7 separate regions of the Mus musculus genome follow, and regions 1, 3, 4, 5, 6 and 7 are each linked to region 2. A link is a loop called in an ENCODE intact Hi-C map of the cell type or tissue named here. Cell type or tissue: left cerebral cortex. All regions are shown on one strand.

Evidence for each region. A loop is a pair of places that touch in the nucleus more often than their neighbours do. Peaks named below come from ENCODE experiments on the same cell type or tissue, not always from the same donor. Only the 100,000 strongest peaks of a DNase experiment are listed, where the experiment ranks them.
Region 1: a loop joins it to region 2, with 8 times the contacts of the local background. A loop is called at or near these places in 6 of 42 quality-filtered maps.
Region 3: a loop joins it to region 2, with 2.9 times the contacts of the local background. A loop is called at or near these places in 3 of 42 quality-filtered maps.
Region 4: it touches region 2 in a loop (5-fold over the local background); 5 of 42 quality-filtered maps call a loop at or near these places.
Region 5: a loop joins it to region 2, with 3 times the contacts of the local background. A loop is called at or near these places in 3 of 42 quality-filtered maps.
Region 6: a loop joins it to region 2, with 7 times the contacts of the local background. A loop is called at or near these places in 13 of 42 quality-filtered maps.
Region 7: a loop joins it to region 2, with 5 times the contacts of the local background. A loop is called at or near these places in 6 of 42 quality-filtered maps.

The regions. Positions count from the first base shown.
Region 1 is chr1:41,812,442-41,816,441 of GRCm38, forward strand. All of the region lies in intron 1 of Gm29260 (a long non-coding RNA gene), which reads left to right. Among named protein-coding and RNA genes, the nearest start is that of Gm29260, 71 kb to the left of the region's middle. In left cerebral cortex, no CTCF peak of the experiment used is centred here; DNase peaks (open chromatin) are centred at 1,755 and 2,033; H3K27ac peaks cover 165 bases.
Region 2 is chr1:41,886,908-41,890,907 of GRCm38, forward strand. All of the region lies in intron 1 of Gm29260 (a long non-coding RNA gene), which reads left to right. Among named protein-coding and RNA genes, the nearest start is that of Gm29260, 150 kb to the left of the region's middle. In left cerebral cortex, no CTCF peak of the experiment used is centred here; DNase peaks (open chromatin) are centred at 951, 1,400, 2,237 and 3,147; H3K4me3 peaks cover 99 bases; H3K27ac peaks cover 1,599 bases.
Region 3 is chr1:41,672,392-41,676,391 of GRCm38, forward strand. No RefSeq gene overlaps it. Among named protein-coding and RNA genes, the nearest start is that of Gm29260, 69 kb to the right of the region's middle. In left cerebral cortex, no CTCF peak of the experiment used is centred here; DNase peaks (open chromatin) are centred at 2,029 and 2,470; H3K4me3 peaks cover 362 bases.
Region 4 is chr1:42,713,107-42,717,106 of GRCm38, forward strand. All of the region lies in intron 1 of Gm46091 (predicted gene, 46091), which reads left to right. It overlaps Pantr2 (POU domain, class 3, transcription factor 3 adjacent noncoding transcript 2), which reads right to left and starts at 348. Exons shown (of 4, transcript NR_110495.1): 1 at 249-348. In left cerebral cortex, a CTCF peak has its summit at 1,630; DNase peaks (open chromatin) are centred at 375, 659, 1,387 and 1,578; H3K4me3 peaks cover 1,478 bases; H3K27ac peaks cover 1,437 bases.
Region 5 is chr1:42,777,498-42,781,497 of GRCm38, forward strand. No RefSeq gene overlaps it. Among named protein-coding and RNA genes, the nearest start is that of Dalir, 29 kb to the left of the region's middle. In left cerebral cortex, a CTCF peak has its summit at 2,484; DNase peaks (open chromatin) are centred at 2,455 and 3,011.
Region 6 is chr1:42,683,736-42,687,735 of GRCm38, forward strand. All of the region lies in intron 1 of Pantr1 (POU domain, class 3, transcription factor 3 adjacent noncoding transcript 1), which reads right to left. Gm46091 (predicted gene, 46091) reads left to right here and starts at 803. Exons shown (of 3, transcript NR_168293.1): 1 at 803-975. In left cerebral cortex, a CTCF peak has its summit at 1,238 (motif pointing right); DNase peaks (open chromatin) are centred at 806, 1,223, 1,866, 2,575 and 3 more places; H3K4me3 peaks cover 3,592 bases; H3K27ac peaks cover 3,966 bases.
Region 7 is chr1:41,818,775-41,822,774 of GRCm38, forward strand. All of the region lies in intron 1 of Gm29260 (a long non-coding RNA gene), which reads left to right. Among named protein-coding and RNA genes, the nearest start is that of Gm29260, 78 kb to the left of the region's middle. In left cerebral cortex, no CTCF peak of the experiment used is centred here; DNase peaks (open chromatin) are centred at 1,842 and 2,238.

The DNA of each region.
Region 1 (4,000 bases), 74 kb before region 2:
GGCTTGTTGTACATGTTCATTTATTGGCATAGTTGAACTAAGAGAACTGTAAGGCAACTGAGAACGTCGGCTTAATTTTCCTTACATATAATAGTGACCTTTAGCTCCATATTGAAAAAGTTACCTATTATAGACTGGTAAATTAAATGAGAAGTTCCTTTAATGCAAAATAAACCAGATGGCTAAGCTAAGTTAAATGGCCTTTGAGCTTGTAAGATCCTTGGTAGAAAAATATTCTTTCTTCTTGAATAGGGAGAGGTCTTCTAGTTAAGCCTTCATAAAATAAGTGACGGGACATAAAAGCAGGTGAAGGCAATCATTCAGTGTGAGACGGCGAGGTCTTGTCCTTGGCTACTGCTGTGTGTGTGTGTGTGTGTGTGTGTGTGTGAGTGTGTGTGTGTGTGTGTGTGAGAGAGAGTGTGTGTGTGTGAGTGTGTGTGTGTGAGTGTGTGTGTGTGAGTGTGTGTGTGTGAGTGTGTGTGTGTGTGAGTATGTGTGTGTGGGTGGGTGTGTGGGTGTTCACTTTGTGCTCTTAGGCTGAGTTTTGAAACTATTGTTTTAATGCTCTCTTAATTCTAAAAATACAGCGCTTTTAATTTTTCTGGCAAAGCATATTGTTGCTGTAATTATTTATATCGGTTTTTGTGTTGTTTTATGCAGTTGGAATTTTTTTTTTAGTAAGGCATATTTCCCAAGAGGGAGGATAGTTAAATCCCTGTCCTTCCTTCCTTCCTTCCTTCCTTCCTTCCTTCCTTCCTTCCTTCCTTCCTTCCTTCCTCTCTCTCTTTCTTTTATTTATTTATTGATTGATTGATAGATTTTGCTGTTTTTGTTTATTTTGGAGAGTCTACTTCCAGACTTGCGTTCCCAGACTGACTTGGGACTCTGTATTGTTAATTACTGAAAAGCCTAGCAAGATGACCAAGCAAAGCTCTCTTATTTTGTGGCAGAAAGTTCCAGAACATCCAGTCTGCTCATGCACTCTGATATCTGTAACCTAGGGAAGTTAAAACAGAGGACACAGCAGCTTATAGCGAGTGAAGATGGAGGGATGGACAGTTAGAGAATATTTATGCATACTGAATCATTGGATTTTTTTTCATGCAGGCGAACTTACATCAAATGTTCCAGAGGTTTAAAATCATATCTCATTGTCATCACCTTTGAACAGGATTGAGTACAACGTACAGTGCAACAGGACTCTGTGCACAGAGAATATTTGAACTCTGTACCCTATAGCCGTGCTCAGTAGGTGCTAACAGTGAGTCAAAATTCCCAAGCAAACAATGATTAGAAAAATAATAAAACAGGAATTTCAGCTGCCTTTATTTTTAAACACTGATAATAATTCTGTAAGCTAATGAAAAAAGTTTTTCGTCCAAATATCTAGATTTCTGCAAGTGGTCAGTTTTTTCAATTTAATTGTATTTCCAATTGACTTTGATCATGAGTACTACTAGTTCAACCAAATATTCTTTCTGTATTTTCCCAACTATTGCACCATACAGAAATATGGGTGGGAGTTGACCCTGAATTATTTTTCTTTCTGGATTATTGGGTGTTCTTTCTTCTTGACTCAGGAGGACCTCGGAAATCTGGACATCTTTTTTCTCCCTAAGGCGCATGCTCAGAGCATTCTAATAAGGCCAGGAATGGAGTTCGCAGTCCCCTTTTACCCAGGCTCACCTCGGCCCTTTTCAGTATGTAACCTTATTCTCCATGGGATTACTCGGATGAAAACCAATTAGGGAACAGCTCGCAATCTGAATGCATACAGAAGACTGCAGATTGAACACTGCCCATGCCAGCTCCTCAGAGCGTGCAGAATGCCCTGAATGGCATAAATATTAAAGAATTGCCAGGAGATGGACACACAAAAAATTGAGGAAAGATGCCGAATGCCAAATTAGACCTGATAAAACCTATAACTGAAAGGATAGGCTTCTCTCCGCCCACCTCCCACTCCCTGCCCATTTGTATTCTTTGGGGAGGTATACCACCGGCCTCCTGAAGTGTGTTCTCCCTTGCTAATCCTTCCACAATGGTCCACATGAGTTTCTGAGGGGTCCCTCATGCCCTTCATTCTATGACTGTCAATTTCTGTCTAATAAGCCAGTCTCCCTCCCTGCTTCCTCCAGAGGCCCCCATTCTCAAGCTGGGAGGGGACAGCTGGCTCAAAGGCCATGACAGCTCTAAGAATTACTGAATGGGCAAATCAGCAATGAGCCACCACGCTTTTCAGTGTGTGCTTATTGCAATAAATGTGGTGAAGGACAAGCAGGCAAGTGAGATTTATAAAGATCCTCCATGCCAGACTTTTAGAAAGAAGTTTGGCTACCTTAGAGTCCCAGACAAACTACAAGCAGAGGGACTGATGAATGTTGTAATTATTTGACAGAGGGGATGATTAGTATTCATGCTTTCCCCTCAGTAGTTAGAAGGAACAAATTGGGGGGGGGGGGGGACTTACTTCTCTCCACATCTCTCTCCATAGTCATTTCAATGTTTTTTTCTTTCCTTTCCCTTCTTTTCTCCTTCTGTCCTTCTTTCTCTTACTCCCTCCTTCCTTCATTTCCTTCTCTCCATCCCTCAATTGTGGAAAAGTTATTGCTAGTTTGCAAGTTTAAAATGTAAAATGTTAAGGTTAGTCCAAAACTACTGGGTTACATATTCAAACCTTTAAAAAAAATTGTATTTAAATTCCCTCTTGAGCCCGACTCTGGTAATTTCATCTATCCTCACTTCTTACTATTTGTCTCATGGAAAGCATCTTCCTTGGCTACCTCATGGAGCATGTAACCCAACTGTGTCCCTGCTAAAATCAACCCACAGCTCGTGGTGTTGGGAGCTACAGAGTGGAATGGATTTCTGTATAACCAATAAGAATCATTTGCTCAATTCTTTCCATTGGGCTTTGTGAGAAGGGCAGAGGCTCATCAAGTAGGGAGCAGAAGGAAGTGATGAAAACGCCCGTGAGTTAGGAAAAAGAGTAATCTATAGAATTTTCCCCTTGATATCTCGCCGTGTGTGTGTGTGTGTGTGTGTGTGTGTGTGTGTGTGTGTGTGTGTTTGCGTGTGTGTGTTCCCATTTCTGAAAAGTGAAGCTCCATGACTAATGGAAGCTTGAAAGACAACTCAGATACACAGGTATAAAATACACATCTCTTCCCTCTTCCTTACCTTCCTAAGTTCTCCTCAGCCCCTGATCTTCATAACCATCTTCCCATGGCCCTGCCAGAACTCTGTGCCCTCTATCTAGACTGCAGAGACCCTATAATAACTCTGTGAGGCCCTGGGTTATTCATGAAAGATCTATGGTGTTTATTTTATTTACAAATAGGAATAAAATCATTTCTATTATAGAAAGTGGCTTTAAGACCTTAAAAACCTGAGGAAGGGTCAAACAGGAACTGGATACCTAAATATCAACTCTGCTTCTTGTTTCTTATTTAAGCTTTTGGAGTAAGTGGAGACCAGTGAGAAGTTTAGTCAGTATATTAGTTCTGCATCTGGAAATGAAAAAAAAAAATTCATTTCTTCTCCTTAAACATGTAGCATTATCTCCTATACCTCCTTGCAAAATCAAATGGAAACTGTAAACGTCATCTAATACCTTTACTGAGGCATAGGTTGAACTAAATGTAAAAATACAAAATATGGCTCATGACATTGAACAGTTTGAATATTCAGCATTGAATGGAAAGATAAAGTAATATAGAGACAAATTATTATATGAGATATGTAAGTTCTACATGAGATACCAAAATCAATGTCAGGATTCCAATGATGGTTAGAAAGTGGGCATTGGTGCTGTATTTTCTGTGGTAGATGACTGGACTCATAACTTTCATTTGTTTCAAAATTCATTCACATTAAACCTCCCATACAAACAGAAAACAGATTACCTTAAAAGGACTCTAGACTTGGAATTACGAGTACAGAAAAACTGAAAGCAAAATTCATGCTTAGGATCCACCTATGGCAGAGACTAAAACAGACA
Region 2 (4,000 bases):
AGCAGCAGCAACAACAACAACAGCAACAACAGCAACAATAACAATTCCTTTGCCTCAGAGAACCTACATTCTAGTCAGTGGAAGACAGAGGGAGGGTGCAGGAGCGAAGGAACACTTCAGATGTAGAAAGGCTCCCAGAGATGGGGGGGGGGGTGGGGAAGGAAGCAAAGAATAAGCACAATGTTCCTTGGGTGGGTGGGGCCTGTAGAGGCAGCAAGCAGTACTTGGGAACCTCAGTAAAGACATAAGGAAACTATAGAGACCGCCTGACCGATGATGTCAGGAGTCAAGAGAAGCACCCGATTTGCTTTCTCTTACATTGTCAGTTGGCACTGACACTATACATGGAGTTGTCTTCTATCCCATCAGAAGGCATGGCAGGTCCTGACAGGGTCACCATTCACACAAAATTTAGAGATCCCAACCCAGGATTCTAACTAAGAAGTTTCCAGATTAGGACTAGTAGTCATGATTGGTACTTGCCAGGATCCGTGGAGATCAGCAGATACCAGGCGATAGCTCCTTTGTATGTGTCATCCTTTGGAGAGCAGTCTGACTGTCTGACATATTTAAGAAAACAAGATAATAAATACAACCCAATGGTTTTCTTTAATATTAACATGAAGTAAACCAGTTTTTCCTCTCCCAATTTTCTTTATGAAATACCACCAAAGGCATCACTGGTGTTGCTTCCTGCGATGCAGGAACTCGGTAATCGTGCACAACGTGCACACTCTTGTTCAGCTGCTCAGCACATGGAAAATCCTCAGGCTTAGTCCCTTTAAAGCAGGAGAGTTTCCGCCAATATTTCTGTGCAGGGACTGCAAGGTACAAAGTACATCTGCTCAAGACAAGCACAGTAGGCAGAACCCAAGAGCCAACACGGCACTGCTGCATTGTGGAACATGTTCACATGCATTTCTTTGCCAGGTAGGTCCCCAAAAGTTCCTAAGTCCCGACGGGTGAATATCAATTTTGTGTGACTTAGTTTGGGGAGTCCTATCCTTCTGCATTCCATATGCTGAAAATCACACTTGCATGAAGGCTCCATCGGAAGCGGGAGTCTACTCCGAGGTCCTTGGAGCACCAAGAGCCAATTTCTGTGCCAACCAATCTTTCCTCGTCTCCTACTTCTGTCACTATGGCCCCTTCCTTTCATGTCTGTGTGCCCTTCCTGAGATAATTAACTCGTTATCTAATCCAGAAAATTCTTTTTTTTTTTACTTGCTTGGCTTCTTTGCTTTAATAAAACAAAGCTGAAATCTAGGCTTTGCATTTCAACTTCAACGTCCTGGACGAGACACTGGGAGGAGAGGTGGGTGTGGGGTGCTGGTTTCATGGCATGTGTTGAGCTGGCAGGAGCTAAGATCCCTAGGAGAAAGGATCTCTGTAAACTGACTGAGCTTCAGACTCCTGGCTTAGAGAACAGCTGCTCTGGGTTCTCGGTGGGGATGGCAGTGACCCCCAAGCACCCTGAGGGTGTGGCTGGAGTGCTGTGCATATTCCAGTCACTTCCTGCAACATTTGGCAGGCAGTGCCCAAGCAGCAGGGAAGGGGTTAGGGTGAGGGGGCCCAGTCATGCTTGCTGCAATTGTCCCTGATTGATGAGGCCAAAGGACTGTGGAATCTGCTTCCATTGAACGGAGTGCTGAGAGTGCTAGGCTGTGCTTGCATGTAAAAGATATAAAAGTTTGAACATGATCTTACTTTATGATGAGGAAAAATATCCCTACTTTTAATCTATTTGTCTTTTTAAAGGCAAAATGTAAATACCATATTTTTCCTATCATGGAAACTAAACAAAAGAAAAGAGTTTTAAATTATTCACAGAGGAAACAAATCAGGAATCCTGAATTAGACTGAAATATTTAAAGCAATGGCTCTATTCAACTTGCCAGTAACTTCTGCACATCCTGGAAAATAAAAAAATAAATAAATAAAAATTGTAATGGTCTCAAAGCTAGGAGAAAAATGACAACTTCTTTTAGCTGGAAAGCAAAATAAGCATTAATATTTCTTCACCTGGAGAGAAAGTTATTTTTTAAATTTGTAATTTAGTACTTTTCCTGTGATATTTAGACATCCATCATTTAAATACAGGAATGGATAGCTGCATCTCAGGACCTTGAGCTCTCCCTTGCTTCCTTCTGTTGGGTTTAGATTGACGTAAGTACGTGAAATGGTCCAAGACTGCTTTTCCTGTCGACTGTCCACTCACACTGTGCTACTGTGGTGCGGATTGTGCCCAGTTAGACTTTGGGTTTTTCTATAAATCTCCAAAGGCTGTAAACACCAGCAGTCCCCAGTGGCTTAACAACATCACCCCCCCCCCCCCCAACCACATAATTGCTAAATTGTGCATGTCAAATGGCTGCAGGATATTCTGTCCCATTTCCAGCAGGTTATCGAGGCAACTTGCTGGAGAATGGTGTTGTTTATGTGTCCTTTAAGTTGGAAACTCAAAGGTCAAGAGTGGCCAAAAGCGTTTTCAGTGAGTAACTGCTCCCTTTGCCCTGCTCCTTAACAGGCCTCTCCAGAGATCCTTACCATTACGATGAAATGTGAGTGTTTAGTTTCTAAGCCAAAGCTCACCCTTATTCCCTGACTTTATTGTCCTTAATCACAATGATTAGTCATTCCATATATTTATTAGATGCCTGTGCACAACTTAACGTGATAGTAGTGATACATTTTTCTCATAATGATTTTAAAGGCATTTTTAAAAAAAAATACGTATTTTAATGCTTTAAATTCAAGTACAAACAGTAATTAAATATCAAGTGTACAATAGTATTTAGCCTGAGTATGATAGAAGAGCCCTTATTTGTAGTGGGACAGAAATGTCTCTCCTTAATGAGAGAGTGCTTTTTTGTCTGATCTCTGAGCTGACTTAAAAGTAGGGAGTTTCAATTAATATCCTGTAACCCTGAGCCGTATGAAGCCATTTAGCAAGCAGTTCTGAATCTCTGCCCTTTCCCCGTGTTTTCTGAGAGTCACACTCTACAGCAGTCACCACTGGTTGTTCTAATGCTTAAACAGCCACTGCAAGATAAGACTTCATCTTGACAGCTGAATCAGTTGTACCAATTAATTACTAGGGAATAGTTTCCCGTTCCCAAAGTGAAGACTACAAAAAAATGTATCCCCAAATATGCTGCAACACTTAACTGTTCTCCTCAAATCATAACCTAAGATACCTTTGCGATGACAAGACTTGGAGCTCATGAATCCTGTACCCCTGGGAGGACAAGTATCCGGGAGAGGGACTTGAGTTTTCCAAGTGGGGGTTAGACGCAGATGACACACACACATATCTGATCAAACGTTTATGATGATGCTGCATATGTGATCTGTGGTCTTCCCGAAGAGGTTTCTGTTTCTTCTACCCCTTTTACTTAATTGAGGTGATATCATTACAAGAAATGTAGTTTATCCATGTAAAGGCAGAAGGAACAAAAGGACCCACTGATCCCCAGTCTGGGACGCTGCACTCAGATACAAAGATCTCAGCAGCATCTGAAACAAATGAAAGCAAAAGCAGATTGTCATCAAATCTTCAATTTTTTTCCACAAAAGTTTGATGCATATTTCTTTGGGGAATCGTTTGCAAATGATATATAAAATATGTGAAATACAATTGTAAACAGACATGCAATTTACCCAGGTTACAATCTGTTCCGTGATCTTTGTTCACTCTCGAGGAAAAAAAGAGACAGGGTATGCCATTTGGAACAGGATTGGGCTACAATAAATCTCATATTGAATTATTAGAACTGACATTATTAATATTTTTAATATTCTATGGCTTTCTCTTGATTCCTTGCATTCCATGTCTTTAGTAAACTCCAGGGCCTTAATCATTTTAAGATTGCCTGTGTTCTCAATAGCTGTTGTCTGGTATGCAGCACAACCTCTTTGAATGTCAATAAATATGCATGGCTACAAAGAGCGCTGTATCAGACCCTCGGATGTCTACAGCCTTAACTGCTATATGCAGTGT
Region 3 (4,000 bases), 210 kb before region 2:
ATCAGACAGGGAACCAGTGACGGATCAAAGTCATTTGCTCCTCTGACATCCAGGCACCTGGATTACAAGCAGGTTTGAAAATACCTGGTACGTGTGGTATTAGGGATGAGACCCAGGGCCTTATGTATGGCACACAAGCCTTCTATTCACTGAGCTATGCCCACAGCTTTAAAATCTAATATTTAAATGGTTGAGAATTATATATATATTTTAAGTATGGGATATCTCTTATGCAAGGACACATTTCTCTCCTCACTGAAGTAACCACAGTGGATCAGGGTTGCTTTATGAGGTTTTCAGATCACAGACACTTTTTCCACAAGAAGCAAACAATTATGTTTCATATGCATTGTTACCAAGCATATTAGATATATAATTTTGAATTTTGCTTCAACATAATACTTGACACTTTCTTCTGATATAAAACATTTTTATATACTATAAAGGGGGAAAAGGTGGTTTTCAATTGATTGTAACTCTAAGATGTATCCAACCAAGGTTTCTGCTTTTGAATCCAGAGGCAAAAAGGAAAAGAAAAGAAAGGAATTAAAGTTTTGTTCTTTAATGGTCTTTTGCAATGTTGGATCCAGATGAGGGTTACAAGCAGCAGGGAGTTCTACAGTATTGCTTTTGCAGACAGGAGTTTGTAACTTAGTTAAAATGCCCAAGGGATATGGGCAGGATCCTTGATTATCAGGTTCAAAGTTTATATGCTAATAAAGTCAAACATCATGTGTTCTATGCCATACAAATTCTGGAGGTATTCAATAGTAATTTTTCTGAGAATATGATTAAAACCACAATTTACTGACAAATGCATCAATGATGCTGCTTTTCTAAAAGCCTGATTCCTAAAGCAACATCATCAAGGACAATATGCCCATCATTCAAAAGAATTCTACAGCATACAGAAAATTTCAAGATTCATTTGAGTCACTCAGGAATTATTTAAAACTCAAGGAGAAATGCATATCACAAACAATTGCTTCAATGCCCTGCCATAATTCTCCTTCACAATGCAGGAACTACAGCCACCTCTGCCATGGAGAAAGCCCAAGTAACGCATACACACACCACACCCCACAAACACACATGCACACCCACACACCACACCATACAAACATACAAACACACACAGACGCTACACAATGCTTATATATGTAATCTATTTATCTGTGTTTATATATACATTATATACATGCATATATATATATATATATATATATATATATATATATATATAAACATATGTTGTATAAAATTTGTATACTTGTATGTAACATAATAGAAGCCATGCTAATATCAAAACTATACTATAGACTGTATACTCCCATAAACATACAATTTATATCAGACACTGGTACAATGTGTAATATACTTAGTTTCCACATTTTACATTTCAATGGAAAAAGTAACTTTTTAAATGTTGATTATTTTATATTATAGTACTATTTTGTTTCTTTTGGTTGCTGTTTTCATGTTACTTTACAAATAATGAAGATCTAAAATGTTAATTGTAATTTTTTTGTAAATCATATTTCCTGATTTGAAATGGAGGGGGATGCATTTAGCAGTAAAAAGAATACCACTCTGAACAAAACCCGCGTTTTACACAGTGAATTTGTTGGGCTGGGAACATATGTAATAGAAATGCATTATCATTTATTACTCAATTAAATGATTCTTTAATTAATTTTCATTTGTTTCTTCTGCTATTTAAGAAAAGCAAATTTCGAAAGCTTAAAAAACGATCAACTTCCCATCTCTTCTCTTCCTTGGAATAAAAGGTTTTGTTTTTTATTGTTTTGGTTTTGGTTTTTGTTTTCCCTCTTACAAGACATCAGAGCGGAGTGTGTCAGGGGAGAGAGTGGCTGGCTCAGCTGAGGAAGGATGGGAGCAGGCAGATTTTTGGCAGAACTGAATGTGTTAATCTGCAGTGAAATTAGCGATTTAAAAAAGTATTTCTCAGCTGCACATCTGAAAAAAAATTATGGGTCTAATTTTCCTTTGGAAATTTAAAATGTTACAAACTCGTAAAGATATAATTATCTGAGTTTTTCCACCCCACACTCGCCATGCACACAAAAAGGAGTGGGAATTATGTATGGATGTAAATGGGGTGACTACTGCAAAGAATTTAGAAACATTTCAATAAACATACTTGCAAATATTTTCGGTATTTTAAAAAAGTAGGACACATATGTTAAAGCTGAGTGAAGAGGGTCTAAAAGGGAATCTCCAAGCGTGCAGTTTGCTTCTATATTTGTGTGAACCATTTGGTTAAGTATTTTGCAAAATATCTACACTTTATTTTCCAGTCCTTCTGGGATTTTCAAAATACTGTATATCCTACAATAGACTTTTCAACATATGTGTAAGCTGTGGTGTGAAAATAATCGTGGAAATAATTCTAGATCTATATAATCCCACAACCTACTTGCCTTGAATTGGCTGCGTGTGTTTTTCATGTAAGTATGCACAGAAAATATTCAAGTGTTTCACACAAAACTCATTTAGATCCCAAAGCATCTCTGGGGTTGGCACGGCGTTGCCAACCCTGAAGAAATTAGACAACATTTAATAACATCAAGCAGGAGAGCTTCCGCTTTGTCAGATTCTTCTAAAAGTTTCGTTTGAATATAGAGATGTTTAGTTCAAGTGCTCATTCTTTCATATATTTGTAAGTAGGAAATGTTAAACACATTTAAGTTTCTTAAAAATTAATTACTTAATGCTTTTCCAGGAAAAACTTAGATTCCTAAGTAGTAAGTCTTTTTGTTTCCATAACTCTCATAGGAAAGAGTTTTCTGTGGTTCCGGGGTCCCTCCACACCTCTCTCCTCAGAAGTTGTTAGAAGGAGGTTTAAAATAGCCAAGGCTTTTCTTTAACCTTTTCTTTCCTAATTCTCCTCCTCCAGCTTTTCTTTACCCATTTAAGATGTTATAAAAATTAGCGAAGAAAATGCTAGCACTCAGCAGAACTATACACATTCGGGTGCTAAATAAATACTTTTGATGGTGATGAATGCTGGCAAGCCTCCATGGAAGAAAGACCTTACACAAAAGATGTTATAATTATTATGTTTAAATGATTATGCTATAATTATTATGTTAAAAATCTCCCATGCTTTCAGAGCAGCTCAGCAGTGGCAGGGCTGTGACATCCCCATTAAGCCTTATCTATTGCTAAGGCACTTGCCACCTTCACAGGCAAGCCATTCGAAGACAGTGGTGTGGCCAAGCTAGAGCAATCCTGAGTAACGGGAGGGGGACACCGTGGTGGCAGGCTGTGCTTTCTCTCCTTTCCCTTTTTGAGAGGCGTCCTGACACCAAAGAATTACATCTTCAAATTTTGCTACAGGGAGATCTTGGTTCTTTTGCTTCACAGACTGCTGGAGCGATGACAGGGAGTTCGCAGGGATTTACCCACCTCTTTGGTGTAACAAACACATATTTCTCTATAGGGGAGATGAAAAAGCTGGACAAATGTTAAGTATTTTATCAGAAGATGGAATCTTCCTAAAAATGATCTTTTGATTCTAAACCAGCTCTTGGGTTTCCACGGGTTCAGAGATGCACACAGTATGTCAGAGATGCACACAGTATGCTCACGTTTACAGGTTTTCTGGGGACTTTTATTCTAGGTTAAGATAACAGCACCTCAGATCACCAGGGCTTGTCAACCCTGAGAGAATCAGAAAAGATAAAATTTCCTACTCAACAGCTCTTAACTTTGTCAGGTTTCTCTAATAGCTCAGATAAGATGTAGAGATGTTTAATTCAAGCATTAATTTTACATGTGCTAATAGGAAATGTTTCAAAACTTAATTATTTAATGGCCAGGAATAATGCTGTGCACCTCTCTCAGGAGGGTGAAAGTGGAGAGTTAGAAAAAATGATCTAAAGCTTGCCTTGCATATAAAGTAAGACTATATCACAAAAATACTAAGCAAATATCAAAAAGCATTGACACATAGATGGGGTACCTTTGGCAGTGTGTA
Region 4 (4,000 bases), 830 kb after region 2:
TCAAATGCCCGACCAAGTTCACTTTCCATCCCTTCGCTGGAAGAGGGTCACCCACTGAAAGCGAAAGCTCCGGGGATTTGAGAGGGGCAGCAAGGACGGCTTAGCTTCCTAGGCCTTCTCCCAGTACTCTCTCTTCACACCCCGCTTCAGAGTACTTCTCAGGACTTCCTAATCCGAGGTGCCCACTACGGACTAGCTTCCCCGCGCTCTCCTCAACTCTTACTGGCTCCGCCGCACCCTGGACTCACCCCACACAGTCGGTCCGCTCCATCCAGACTGGAAACAGGTCTGAGTCGGGCAACGCTGGAAGCCACATCTCATCAACACCAATCCACACCAGTCGCCTAGATCTAGGCTGCAGAGAAGCCCGCGACACGCTGCCAATGATGGTGGGGGCAGGGAGGCCATGAAGAACCGCAGCCTCCAGCTGGGTTGCGGCTTTCTTATGGAAATGACCCGCGCTGGCCTACTGGACTCAAGCGGGTTCCATAGTCCCGCACCCCATCTCTCCAAAGCTTTTCCTCCCGCAAACCCTCATCCTCCTCATCCTACCGTGGCTGAACTGGTGGGGGATGAGCTAGAGCTACGCCCCGGCCGCAGAGCGCGGGCCGGGTCTCCCCTCGGCCCGACGGGCTCCAGCTCCGCATTAAATATTCATAGCAATCGCTACTTTCTTAAAGGGGAACCCGCCGCGCGGGAAAGTTCCCAGCCAGGGGGACTCACAAAGGAAGGTGTCTGCTCCCTCCGGTCCTAGGGGTAACCGGGCACACAGCTCCTGAACACTTGGGCGAACAGGGAAGGGAAGGGAAGGGAAAGATCAGAGTACCCGCTCGCCTACAGTCAAGACACTTCCTAGAGACTGCGAAAGAAGAGATATTTGGAAAGCTTTGGAAGCCCCGATCACTCGTCGCATAATTATTTAAAAATAAGTGGTCACATCTAATGCTTCAGGGTTTCCAGGGCCTTTCATTAGTTTCTTTCATTTTATAGTTTTAAAAGGACGGTGGTTTGACTTCATTCAGGCGTCATCCGCCCGGGGACCAGAAAGTTTGCTCTGTATTGCTTGAAACATGCACTCGGGGAACTTAGAAACATCACTTTGAGAGCCTAAAACAAAACCTGCACCTGTCCCATGGCTGATGTGCAGAGCTGGAGCTTGAGAACTCAGAACCCTTGTGGGGGTACTCGTGGGGAGAATTGGTCTGAACCCCAGCGCCACTGCTCAATTCCAGGCCTCTTTCTTCCAGAGCACGGAGGGCCTGCATAGATGTGCAGTCCTCGGCCTTCCGGAGGCCGAAACCCATCTGCCAACTGCTCAGCAGGGACCAGGAGAAAAGCGGAATGGGAAAGGAAGAGGAAGCAGAGAAAGTTCTGGGCCCGCTGCGGAGGAGGCCCTGCCTGGGATGCACCCCCGCCCGGGGCCAGCTGACCCGTGACCGCTCCTCCTGGTGCCAGGCGACGCCCGCGCCCTGGTGTGCTTTCACCCCCACATCCCCCCCCCCAGCCCCCCCCCCCCCCCCCCCGCTCACGCCCACTCCACACTCTCTCTCTCGATAAGGCTCTTTTTGTTCCGGACCAGGAGCACTTTCACAAATGGTTAGAAAGTCTTGAGCGCCATCTAACGGGAACAGCAAAAAGTTGAAAGTGGGTGGAGGTTAGGACCTGTGAGGTGCCCAGGCTGGGCTCCGGAGAGTCCTTTCCCCAACTCTATCCACACTCTCAAGCCTTGACTTCCCTTCTCTTACTCTCACAACTCTCGTCCCCTAGAACTCCAGACTTGACCACTCTCGCAGGCTCACCTTTCCAGAGCCCTGGGGCAGTTGTAGGCTGCTTCTTGGACCTTCTCTTCCACTCCTGGTAGGACTGCTTGCCAGGTTCCCTGGTGTCACACCTGCCTGAATAGGGTTCTGGTATCATTCAAAGTCTTTATGGTTTTCTTTTGGGCCTGAGATGGGAAGTCTCATGAATTCGCATGAGGTGCGCTGGTTTTCTGAAATGAAAACCCGTGAGCCTAAGCTTTTGCAGACAGAAGGAAGCAGAAGAATAAAGGTAATAGCAACCACTTCAAAGTGTGCAATCTAGAGATTTAGCCTAGCAGTGGGTCTAGAAGAGCTGAAGCCTTTATCCAGGGAGAAAGGTGTGGACTGAAGCGCTGCCCTGGGGCTTGGGAGGGGCCAGTCTAGTGGAGTCTCACAAGTGGTATTAGTCAGGAATAGCCTTTGGATGTCCTGGGCAAGCCACACTGCCCCAGCCAGGAGGTGTAGCTCAGGTAGCGTCATGTGATAGGCATGTGATAGATGCAACAGGTACCTATGTACTCTCTCTGCAAGACAGAAGCCCAGGACAGACCAAAGTAATGATTGCCACACTGTCTAATTTGGTGAATCAACGAGTCTCTTTTTTGAAAAAAAAAAAAAACATAATGGGGTTACTAATAGGAGTATAGGTTAGGTGTTAATTAGATGGCACAGGGGTGACTAAAAAGCAGTGATGCCACAGGAAGCCCACTCCTGACATGAGACATCTGAAAACTAACCATTGCAGCTTTCTCTGTAGCTGTCAGTCATCTCCAAGTGGGAACTTCTCTTTCTAAGTTTGTCTAGTCGCTCTCTACCAGCCCTGCCAACTCTTTACACTTCCCATCTTACGCCCCCCACCTTTATTGTTAGAAGAAGACCTCACAAATCCTTCAGGTTTTTGTTTCCCTACATATGACCTTTTGTTTACCTCCTGATGGTCTTGAGCCTTGCCTTCTCTCCTGAAACAAACGTTTCAACTTGGAGGGAACATACCATACAGCAGGGGCCCCTAGTAGTCTCTCCCCCAAGGGTTCCTAGTCCATGTGAAAGTCAAGGGTCCTGTGTCCTGGAAGGTCCAAACTGGGGCCCTCCTAATCAGGACAGAATAGCCTGGAAAGTATCCTGGAGAACATGTAGGTGGGTGGCAGAAAGACTTGAGCAGATGAGCAATCAGGGAGAGAAGGGAGAAGAGGTGACTCCCAGGTCCAAAACCATCCTGCAGCTTTAATAGCTGCTCTGGCCCCTGAGGTTTAACAGCACAGGGACCTACCTATCTCCACAACTCAAGTACAAACAAACGAACAAATGCCTACAGGCAGCCACAAATCTGTGGCTGGTCCTGGGCTGGGGTCTGAGCTGCAGAGTTGGGCAGGACTGAAGCTTTCTGCCCACCTTCTAGAGTGTACAAAGGTCATTAGAAAATCCGGTTCTCCTCCTCGGTGGAAAGTGTAAAGGTGGTGAATGTTATTAAGGTGGTACGATGTGTGCGACATACAGCAACATGTACCACTTCTGCTCTGTTGACTGTGCATGTGGTAGTTCAGTTGGAGGAGGCACACTGACATTGCTGAGCAGCCTCACCAACACCCATTTCCAGAAGTCCTCACCTTGCCAGTGTGAAAGTCTATATCCGTTACGTGGCAATTCCCATATCTCCTCCATCAAGCCTCTGGGAAGGTCTATGAATTTAGCTTCATGTTAGTAGGACCATACAACATTAATTTTTTTCTTTCTGATCCATTTGACTTTATGTGATATCTTCAAGTTTCATCCATGTTATAGCATGTACCAGTGTTTCCTTCTCTTTTAACCTGCTTATATATCTATCTATTGATGAGTTCCTGGTTTATCTTCCACTTTTGGGTACTGCAAATAGTGATGCTATGTTTAGAGGTATGCAGAAACCTCAAGTTCCTGCTTTCAATTCTTGGGTCTATACTCAGAAACAGATTTGCTGTGTACTATAGCAATCCTCTTCAGAACTACAGGAGGAAGCTGCCTGGTGTGTTCTATAACTGCTGCATCGTTTTTTAAAAAAGACTTATTTTATTTACATGAATACATAGTAGCTATCTTCAGACACACCAGAAGAGGGCATTGGATCCCATTCCAGATGGTTGTGAGCCACCATGTGGTTGCTGGGAATTGAACTCAATACATCTGGAAGAACAGTCAGTGCTTTTAACCTCTAAGCCATCTCT
Region 5 (4,000 bases), 890 kb after region 2:
AGAGTAACAAATCCCTTTGTGATTAGAATAATTACCTATCATCTTAGAGAGAGAGAGATATCAGATATTTCTATGAAGCCATGTGCCATGTGGTAAGGACCCTGGGCACTGAGCCATGTTGGCTCCAGGTGGGTCCTGCACACACAGCAAAGGCTGACAAGTCACACTCATGGTCCAAATCTCAGGCATCAGAGTCTGTAGGAAGGAGGCCTTCCATCCTGGCTCTGTCCAGGTATACCTGCCAGATGCAGCAATAGGGGCATTTTAAGAAGACCATTGTAAATTAGTGGGAGGAAGACTCTCAGACACAGCTTCCAAATCACCCAGGAGACAGTAAAGCGCTGAAAGAGCCAATGAACGAAATGAGCCAGCAGTGCATGTACCCTGGGCAGCTCCGCAAACTGTGGCTCCGACACCAACCAGGCTGGTGCTCACATCACAGACCTCTCTCGCAAGGCTGACTGTTCTTGCTCATGTGGGTCACGTGGTGCAGTCTATAGAGAATTGGAAACACTGGGTAATTTGGAAGGTAAACATTTTGAGACACACAAGTGCCCTGAAACAGAGAAAAGATGTGACCCTATAATTAACAGAGTGGGCACCAAGTTTCATTCCAGGGTAGCTGGTTTATTTGCTTGAAGACGTGCACCCTGTTTAAAATCCACCCATACATGGTTAAAACACAATGCACATCTCTAAAATTATTGTACAAAACAGAACATTAAGGAGGAAAGGACTCTGTCTCTCTCCTGCCTTTCTAAGCCCCTACCTGCTGTTGGTTTTAAAGGTAGTATCCTTTGCTCTGGGAGTGAGCATGGGTGCAGCAGGCTGGAGGAGTGGAGTTTTTACCCCAGTTTATCTTATAAAAGTGAACATTTCAACCAGAATGGTTGCCTCCAATATAACAAGTGTATATGTGTAAAGCTCTTGGTGGGTAGGATTCTTGCATTCACTTTGTCTGCAGCCATTATTACTAAGTCATGAACTGCATTTAACACAAGAGCCTGCAACAGGTATTATTACACAGCTAGTTATTACAATTACACAGCTAGCTTGCCCAAACTGGACATCTTGCTCTAGATTAATTTTCTAGAATTGCCATGGATACAGAGAGGGGTTGGAAGAAGATCAGGGTGTTCTCAAGATTACTCTCACCTGAGGCCTTACCTGTGTCCAATGCCTTCTCCCACAACTTCCTAGCTATAAATTCCCACCTTTCTGTGCATGGTGATGTCACCACCTCCTCTTCTTAACGGAAACCAGTCATAGTGGATGTGACCCCCACACCAGTGACCTTGACCTAGGTGTAAACCCTCCTTAAAGGCTCTTTCCCAGGTGCAGTTAGGGACTCAGAGTGGGTGCAGTGAAGACCATGAATGCCTCTGTGTCAGGAAAAACATGGTTTTTCATTAGCATTTAGGAATGACAGTTACTCAGCTTCGCACAGCTGGGTGTATAAATGAATGAATAGGGAAGCAGACACCACCTAGACCCTTTGCTTATCTTCCCTAAGGCAACCCTCCGTGTTCTCTAACAGGCTCCTGGTGGAACCAGACTCTTCTAGGCTAAGTTAGCACAAAGGAATTTTATCATAATCTACTTGGGGGTTCATTCAACTCAGGAAGCTTTGATAACAGAAACTAGTTGAGGTCTGCTTAAATTGAGGTTTGTCCAAGCCAGGGAGGAAACTGACAAGCTACCTTGGTCTTTCGATGAGAAGACCCCACACTGAAAGGTGTAATCTACCTCTTAAATAGGAGAACATGGATATTTCATAAGCTCTATGAGTTCTATACCCAGCCTCCAAAAGGGCTGACAGATGTGCCCCCTCCCTCTGGAATCTTCCCTTTAATGTCTTGTTTGTGGTAGCCTGGAAGTCTTCTTGTGGCGTTATTATATCACCCCTGAAACTGTGCGGTAGAGGGATGGATTGATTATCCTACATCTAGTTTAAGGTTTTAAAGATCTTATTTTAACTCAACAATAACTTTACACTCATGTTCATGCTCCTTTCCAATGTTCCTCCGTTAAGTTCTTGTAGACGCTCCTTTGGGGATTTAATAAAGGTGTCAGCTCAAGGAACATCTTGAACAGCATATAATTTCATCAGATATTGGTCACCACATTGCTTGAGCATGAAGCTTTTAAAGAAAATTAAAGTGAAGGAAAAAAAAGGTCTGGTATTGGTTATTAACTCTGCCTCAGGGTGACTTCTCTTCAGGGGCGATTAAATATCAGCTCTGGGCTGTTAGGTTTAGTGGCTTTGCTTGTAGATGGCACATTCTACTTCAAGGACAACCTCAACTCAAGATGCTGGGATGTTCGACAGTGGTGCTGAGGCAGCCTCTGCAAAGCCAGCTTGGTATGAAACGGAAGATGTGACCATCTCTCTATGCTCTGACCTTTCTTCCTTAAGAAACAACTTTTGCATTACCAGGTAAATGCCCTTTCCATGGGATTTCCGTGGAACGCTGGGGACATCCTGTGGTCAGTATGGCTTAAGGCAGCGATTCTCAGCCAGGCTCTCAGGGAATAAAGAGGTCTCCCCTGAAAAAAATCCCAGCTTGTCTTGCAAGACCAAAAATAAAAAGAGAAAAAGAATGAGAGGAAGGAAGGAAGGAAAGAAGGAAGGAAGAAATAAAGAGCAAAGAGAAATACCACTCTGTTGTTTCTACAATAGAAACATCACTTTTGTGAGCAATGAGATTTTTTTTTTCAGTGAATGTGAACAGCGTAAAACCTACTGGCAACAGTTTAACTGAGATCAAATGAGGCCTCACAAGCTTGGAGGAGGAGGGCCATGTTGCTAGGTGTTGCTCTTCAGCCCTACCTGCTTCCTATGATCTGCTGTTTGCAGGGTAGCTGTACTCTGGCTCAACTTCTTGTCCTCCCAGGAAGCGGGCTTCTGTGAAAGCACCCAGCGTGGCTTAACGGGAAAACAGTGGGTATTTTGGCAGCTTTACACCACAGATAGTGCCCCAGTGGCACGAAATTGAAGCCGTTTAGCTGTAAATGTGATATCGCACTTGACGATTTCCCTTGGCAAAGCTCTGGGCCGCCCACATTGAATAGAGGCAGAGAAATGGAACTTGGGTGAAAAGCCAGCCACAGGAGAAGCGGACCGAAGGGGCTCATAAACGCATTCGTCCATCATTTACCGTCCGAACGCCACTCTCCACTCAGGCTACCAGGAGCAGGCAGCCCCACTTATGCGACGGGGAGCAGGCAGTGAAGTTGCTGTTGTTCTTCTGTTTATTAAAAACGGATGGGAGCACTTGACAGAAAAATCAAACTTCTGGCCATGGCTCATTAATCCCTGTTGTGTCTGTCAAGGGGATGTGTTCTGAGTTCCAATAAGCCTGGAGAAGTAAGTTTGCTTCTAAGCTTGGGCATTTTCTCTAAGTTTGAATGGAGAAAAAGACACGCCAGTCACCTCCAAGGAGAGATAGACTCTGAACCTGTTTTTAGACCTACCTAAGTGCAATTCCGTATAAGTGACTTGGTTTAAGTGAAAAGCGATCGTCATTAATAATTTTATTGTTGATATCTGACATAGTGTCCCTTGAGGAGAGGTAGAGTCTGCTAGCATAACTTTTCCAGGATTTAACGTTTATACAGCTCTCCAGCTCTTGCAGACATATCTTAGAGGGATACCCTGGTAGACTGTTTGGATGTGCCTGAAGTCAATCAGACAAGTATAGCCCTCTATCAAATACTTACTCCTTAGCTTCTTGCCCAATTATAGGGAAAAGACCATCCTCAACTCAGACTGATTACAGCAACCCAGAAGACAGAGACAGCATCTCCTGGCCCCTTTCTTTAGAACAATTACTGTTTGTGAGGAAATCGAGATGTCAAACTCTTCGCTTTGGCTTCTGGTATAGTTACAGTTAATATTAGGGCCAGAGGAAAGGCACGTTTTCCGGCTCATTTAGGGGTTGTGCGACTCATGTTCCTGAGATTCCCAAAGCAGCCCTTCGTTCCTTTTGTGTGACAGTGT
Region 6 (4,000 bases), 800 kb after region 2:
GAGGGAAAGGGGAAAAAAAAAGTTCCTGGTTAATGATTTAAAAGAGAGGAATTTATTTTGTCCCAACTTTCCTTCAACTAGTCCACTTTTGTTCTCATGTAGCGATAATTGACAGCCCCTGTTTTGTATGAAATTATGGAAATCACAAACTAGAAGAATAGGAAGTCATTATTTCAGAACTGAAAAGAGGTAGGTGTCTTTACTTCCTCCTAAAATTTCCCATTACTGGAAAGGAGCCAGGAAGTTGAAACGTTGCAAGACAGACCATGATTGTGGGCTGCAGCCCTCCTCCCTATTCCTCCAAAATAAAAAAACAAAAACAAAACAAAACAAAAACCTTTTAGTCACAGTCCTTAAGACCAAGGCGAGAGAAAACCTCTCCTCAACTCCCTAAAACGTGGCTTCTGAGTGCATGGGCCCTAGGCTAAAGCAAGACCAAGCTGTAAGATGCTGTCTGTTAGCTAGTATTGTCCCTCTAGGCTTTACTTTGGCTCACGTGGAGCCGGCTGTCCATAACAACCCCGGACCACGGACCACGAGGGACCACAAGGGAGATCTCTGAGGATCTGCAGAGATGACCTAACCGAAAGAGGGAGATGTACAGTGGATAGGAAACAAGCCTGGGGCAGACAGAGGACTCAAAGCTCTGCACTATAGGTACCCACACTGGTGGAAAACGACTAGCATTGAGCATCCTGCTGCGCCTCCTGTCCTGCCTTTCCAAGCCCTGCCCTGGCCTGCCCTGCCCCGCGCTGCCCTGCGCGCGCGCGCCTCACTCACACGCACACGCCTTAGCACACGCACACACGTGCTCATGCACACTACTCCCAGCAGTGTCTCTGTCCAGGCTCTGGGGCGACGTCCGCCTTTAAGGGGCGACAGCCCTGTCCTTCATGGAGCAGCCCCGCAAGGGAGCAGAGAGGCACGGCGGGCTCTGGAGCGCGTGGGCCGCGACCGAAGAAGCACGAAGGGCAGGTGGCTGAAGGGGGTTTTCAGTGGAGGGCGTGCAGCGGCGGGAGGGGACAGCAAGGATCTGGGGGTGGGGGTGCATTCTTGGTTGCTCTTTCCCGCAGCTGCAGAGAACTTGCCTTGGGGGGGGGGGGCGGCACTAAGTGCCTAGTCGCACAGCCTGGGTTGGGGCTGTGAGTGAGCGAATGGGAGAACCTGGCTGGCACGCGGGCAGTTGAGGTACCCAACACGCTGGACACAAGCGCGAGCCCTCTCCGAGTCCGCCTGCAGAGGGCGCCCTCACGGAGGCGCCCTCGGGACTGGCCCGCCATCCCCAGAGCACTAGGGCTAGCTCCTTCCGGAGGGGTCGGGATGGTATGGTCACATTGGTCACCATCTAAGAGACCTCGCAAGTGCGCAATCCTTTTGCTTTGTTTACTTGTTTGTTTGCTTGTTTTCTATGCTCCGTAGCTAGAAGATGCCTGGATGCAGGATGCAGGGAGAGATAGTCTGCTGGCTAAGCGATTCTGCAGGTTCACATTTCCTCTAAGGGTTTGGGAATGGGGGGGGGGGGTTGTTCCTTTTCTCTCAAAAAGCCTCGAAAGACAAGAAAAGTTTTCTACCACTTGGAGGGACACAGAAAGATGAAATATGAACCTTGCTTCATAGGGATGGCCAGAAAGTATTAGAAATCTCGTGGACAAGCTGTACCCATGGCTTCGCTGCCTGTCACCAAACAGGACACAAGCTCTTTGATGAAGCTAAGTGACCTGAGTCTCCCTTAGAAACAGGCTGGGCTTTAGGCTGGAGGAGGAAATGCCCTGTAGACATCGTGCCCCCAATCACGAGGTTTTGGCCACCCTACAATCTTGATCATATGAAAAGGAAGGAACCACATTCCCAAAAGAACAAGTTCGGGACCTCACAAGGACATCAATCGAGGCTTAATTGGACCCTGGACTTCTGCAAGTACTAGTGAGCAGATCCGGAGCAAAGTGTCTTAGTAAAGCTGAGACCAGATTTTGTGATACACAAACCCGAGTAACTCTGTCCCCAACTCGCTGCAGAAGTTCAGCTGAGCTTGAGAAAGTGGCATCCCCCCCCCCCAACCCCACTTCTGGTGCATTCCCAAGCCAAGCCAAGGCCAGAGGTGTGCAGAAAACATTTTAGAGAAACCCCATCTTATAAATATGAGAATTTCATCAGGCAGCACAGATTACTCAAAGTGTTCCGTTTTTCTGCGATCCAATTTTATTAGGATTTATTCTCATTTGTGTTCGACTTCTCTGGGGAAATAATGCTTTGATTAATGTAATCCTGGCCCAGGATCCGCCTCACGCCCCTCGACCATCTCCCAAGAGAAAGGGCCTGTTTGACAAACAATAACAGGCGCAACTCTTGCAATCTGCCCACACCTTTGGGGATGGCTGGGAAGAGGGTGACACTCTTTCACACCCAACTAGCTAAAAGCAGTGTGGAAAGGAGGGAAAGAGAGAGGGCTCTGTGGTGACGAACTTTACAGAAGCAGAGCCTTAGGTACCTGGGAGAGGGGGGAGGGAGTTCATGGGGTAGAGCCCGAGACTGGGTGTGCGAATGAGTGCGTGGATTCCAGTGCGCGCCTCTCTTCGGCTCGCTCCCAGTATCTACTTCTTTGTCCCTCGCCACAGGCCTCCACAGCAGAGATCTGCGCGCTGTGGTTGTACAGCTCCTTGACCTCAAGGGTATATACACAGCGCCCACCCGCGGCCCCAAAGCACCTAGAGAGCAGGTCTTACGGGTTAATTAACCACCCCAACCTGAGACGCCCTGCAGTCGTCAACACCCGAACCAGGAGCCCAGATCCTATGACCCAATTCATTGGTTTTCCTCATCCATCAATCCCACCATGCATCCATCCATCCTTGCATGCATACCATACAAATCGGTGGACATAAGCGCGGATAGTTCTTTGCCCAGCTACGGGCGAGAACGGGCGCCCCCTTTGCAGCTCTCTTGCCTCCTGTTCAACCAAGACCCCCTCCGCGAGAAGAGAACAGCTCAATTACGGAAAGGAGCAAAGAAACTAATTCCCGGGCTCAAACGCCCTGCCCACCGGAGCTTCTCTGGTCCCCCTTTCTGTAGCGAGTTCCCCACCCCCACGGTCCCCAGCTCAGGGGCGGTCGGGATCGCGCGGCGGTGCTAGGGGTCCTGCCCCGCTCCGCGGGAACAAAGCCCGCCGCGGGAGCTCGTGGCCGCGCTCAGAACGGGTGACAAAGGCAGGCAGGCGGTGCCAAGCTCCAAGGCAGCGCTCTTATGGCCAGGAGAGAAGCAGGCCCCAAAGATGGGTACAATTTGCACCTAGGTTTTTTCTGGGCGTGTGTGTGTGTGTGTGTGTGTTTTCTTCCTTGTGTGCCCAAAGACCTGTTGGGTGACTCAGCTTTTATCTACCTAATCCTGAATCCTCCGCAGTCTTGCCGTTCTCTCATGCCCGCTCCAGTCTCCTCCATCTCGCCCAGCTTTTTCCTCCACCTCACTCCTTTTACCTCGGGCCCCTTCTCGCTTTGAGGCTTAGCTTTTTTCCCTTTTTTCTTTTTTTCTTTTCCATGGAAAAGTACTGTTAACCGGATTCTGCGGACCGCTCTATGTTCAAATAACATTCTAAAAGACCTTTTTGGGCAGTCGCTGGCAGAAAAGGGGAAGTAATGGGAGCCTTTTAATTTTATTATGCAAACTGCACTCTAAATAAAATAAAATGCCCTTAGAATGCGTTCGAAGAAAGACAGACGTAGCCCTGAGGCCCAACAGATTCCTGCCGAATTCGGCAAATGTCCCACAAATCACATAAATGGTAGGGTCGGAGAGGAGAGGAGGACACCCCCCACACCGTTGAACGGAAGCCCCATTCCACTTGAAGAGTGGGAGCTCAAGTCTCCTGGGGGGGGGGGTTAATCATGCATTCTAACCCTGGATGAGAATTGCTGCCAAGACCCTACCAATAAAATCATACAATGTTTTAATTTGGGGTACTTTTAATGCTGTTTATTCCAAACAAAATTTTACTTGACCGATTTTG
Region 7 (4,000 bases), 68 kb before region 2:
TCTGTTTCATTGATCTGCCTCATTTAAAAAATGAGTTGGATGTCCAGTGACTTCAAAATTTGGTAAAAACATAAAATTCCTTTTTTTTTCTTTGTCAAGATTCGTTGATTATGTGTGTGGAAGTCTATGTGGTCAAGTATCAGCTGATTACATTTGTGAGGTCTGTTTCCAAGCCCCCAACTCTCTATCACATCTATAGATTTGCAAATACCCTACTGTCTCAATACTCTATTGGTTCTAAGCTTTAAATTTTGAGCATACACTTTACAATCAGTTTGTTGATGCCTATGGTTGGATTGGTTCAGGCAGCCTGCTCTCTTCTGATCAATATTGGCTGGTGAACTTGCACTTTGACTTTCTGAGGGTTTTTGATTCATCTCTTCCAACAGATTGTGGTAGCTATGGTCATATTTACTTTTGTACGTATTTTGCTATATTTATATGTAAAAGTTTACATGTCCTTTGTTTTGTGTCATGCTAGAGAAGGCTTTTATTTCTTAATTTTTAACTTTTTCTGTGCTGATGTCCAGGGGAACAATTGTTATTTTTATATTATAAAAATATTATATTCTATGCGGCAGCCCTACTAACACTTCTTATTAGTTCTCAAAGTACTTTTCAAAATTAAGAAAAAAATGAAAGATTTTCTTACATGTATAAGTGTTTTGCCTCCACATATGTTGCGTATTGTGTGTATTTCTGGTGCCCAGAAAATTCAGAAGAAAGATAAATTCTTTGAAACTGGATTTTCAGGCAGTCATGAGATACACTGTGGGTGCTAGGAACCAAAAGGTGCTCTTTAATGCTGAAACATCTCTTTAGACACTCATTTTTAATTTTAAATCTAGTCTTGGGGATTTTTCATGAAGACAGCTAAAGCATTTATGAATAAACACAATGCTGTTTATTTATTCTACTCTGTATTTGTCTTCTTTGACTGTCTTAGTGAACTATCTAAAATTTTAGGTGACTGTTGAATAACAGCAGCAAGGAAATGGCATCACTAGCTTCCTTCAGGTTTCAGAAGCAACGTGCCCAGTTTCTTGCTGTTATTTTGATACTTGCTATATGGTTCAGCAAGAGTAAATGCTCTTCCCCAAGTAGAAGAGAGTTCTAGTACTCATTGTGGTTCAGATTTTTTCATAGAGGGGTGTGAGTTTTCTTCAAACACTTTTTCTCTAGTTACTGTACTTTTAAACTTAGTTTCATTTTTAATTTGAAATTCAGAAACTAGAAAGATTTTTTTTCAGATGGCAAGGGCACTACCCTACTCTGTAACTATTTCTAGAAATCATCAGTCTTTCACAGATCTGTATGAATGATTCGCTACTTCTGCTTACAAGCCATTTTGGGGGGTGGGACGGGGAGAGCATATTTAATTTCCTTCTCCACAAAGCAGCTTAAATGCTATGACTCTGGAAAGAAAGAGGGATGCACTGGAGTAGTAAGAAGAACATCTCTGCTATAGGACTGATGGGTCTGTCACCATGACTATTATGACTCATAACATTTCACTCAGTATTAGTAACTTTAGGGTATGTATGGTACCTTTGGATAGTTGTTTTAATTGTCATACAGAACTCAACAGCAAAGCCAGAGGGTGAAAAATAAGATAGTTAATTAAACACAAAAACATCCCCTCAGGTACAGAACAAGAGATGGGAAAGTGCCCAAGACAAAAGTATAGTTAACTATCTGCCCAGATCTGTCTCTCAGTTCATCCTTGTTGCCACCCTCTTGACTCACACCAAAGGCATTTATTTTGACCTCCAATCACAGGAAAGGTGGACGTTTCTAATTCTATGTAGCCCTCTTACCCTTCACCGCCAAGAATGAAAAGCATGTCTAGGTTCCTAGCTAACATAGAGGACACAGTGTTGTTGCTCCAAGATGAGCCAAAAAGAAGAAAGGGATCAAAGCCTGACTTGACATGTATTAAGAAATTGCTCACATGTGGCAAACCTCTAATTCATACGACTTGTTTCCACGTTGGTTCGTATGTATGTGCATGCATATTTGTTTGTGTGTTTTGTGGTTTTGAATGTGTGGTTGAATCCCATGCCTTCAGGAATAGCCTCTAAGACTCAAAATATAGCAAGCCAAACAAGGATCTAGGGATTCTCTGGATGATGTTGGATGGTGAAAGTGGAGGAAGCTTTTTTTACATTTTCAGAAGCAAGTCACAGTTTGGCAGAGTTCATTATTTTTTTTATAACTCTACTAAATTGTAGTTTAGCTTGCTTCTACTTATAGTGGGAAAGGAAGAATGAATTTCTGAAGGAAAAAAGAACTGCCATCTGGGCTCAGCTATGACCCAGTCAGAGTGGTGCCGCCCTGTGTAAGATTCATAAGACCCTTGTAATTGCAGTTGTTGTCCTGAAACAAAGCCTCGAGGGATGCATGCTATCCATGGACTCTAAATGACGGCAAACAAACAGATTGCACAGTGGTCATCAGTGGGAGAGGCTGAAACGAAATCACACATGCCCTTCCTATATAAGCCCGTAATTGTCTACAGTGATGAAAAGCAGGTCTGCAGATCCACCATCCTTCCTACCATCTAAACATTCCATCAGCCATCCCAAAACATTCTGCCTAGTCTACTGAAATTAGAGAGGAAGGAAAATTAAATTTCTTACACCCCTGATCAATTTAGTAATTAGCACCCCAATAAAAAAAAGAATTAAGGTCCTGGTTCTGGCATGGAAAACCCTGGCATTGCCTTAGAAAGATAAAAGATTAGTTTGCCCACAATGTTTATAAGTGAACAATTTCAAATGATTTAAAATTAAATATTGGCTAGTGTGTATATGTGTGTGTGTTTGTGTGTATCTTTGTGTGTGTCTGTGTGTTTGTGTATCTGTGTGTGACTGTGTCTGTGTGTGTCTCTGTATGTATTAAACTACTTGTCTGCATCTGAGAGTTCATTCCACAAGCAAGTGGCTGAGCTGGGATAAATCAACCACCTCTCTGGGGTTTTAAGTATTTTCTTCCACTTAAGCCTTGAGTCCTTATTTCACCTGCATTGTAGGATCACTGGAGATTTTTAAGAAATAATCATGAGATTGCTCAAACCACTTCCTACACGGCAATGCATTATTATACATTTTAAAATGTAGAACCTAAGTTTTCTACTATTTCCATTACTACAAAATTCTTATGCTGTCCTTCATGTCCCACACTCTTTTCTTAGCATTCAAAAAATTCTGCCCTATCCTTTATAATTTCTTCCTAAATTCTTGCCCGGAGTTGATTTCCATTTTGGGGGGTAAATTGAGGTTTGGGTAATCTGTAGCCATACTGATTCAGGTGGATTTTCTTTGGAGAAGTTAAAGCTTTACTTTGTAACAGGCTACTTCCACATTTGAAGACTCATGCATAGGTAGAAATAGGGAGGTCACCTTCCAGGAATAAACAGGAGGGAAAAAAAAAGAAAGAAAGAAAGAAAAAGCTCTGTTTTCAACTTTGATAGAGACAAAAAAGAAATCTCAAAATTGTCTTTCTTAGGAGATTTATACAGCCCACATGTGAGAGCACAGTGGGCTGTATTCCTAACCTAAGAGGTTGAGGCAGAAAGACTGCTATGAGTGTGGGGGCAGCCTAGGGTAGACACTGAGTGTCAGCTAGGGCAACATAAAGATGTCACACAAAGTTTTCTTCCAACAAAACTCAAGTCTTAATCAGTGCATCCTAAGCTTTTTAAACTGGTTTTATGTTCTTCCTTCATATTCAATAGTATCACAGAATTAAATGGCAGCGACTATAACCTTATCTTTAAGATAGTTTTAAAGAGCTGTGTCAAGAGGTGTTCGCTCTTACGGGACGCATGCTAGCATGAAAACTACAAATAAAATGCCAGGAAACAGTTCCTAATTGTTCTCCAATTAGTTAATGATTTCTATGCTAACATCCTTAATTTTTTCTTCTAGAAATTCAGATAAGTTAAAAACAATGAAGGTCAAATTATTTGCACAAATATTGATGAAGCTAATTCCATTCT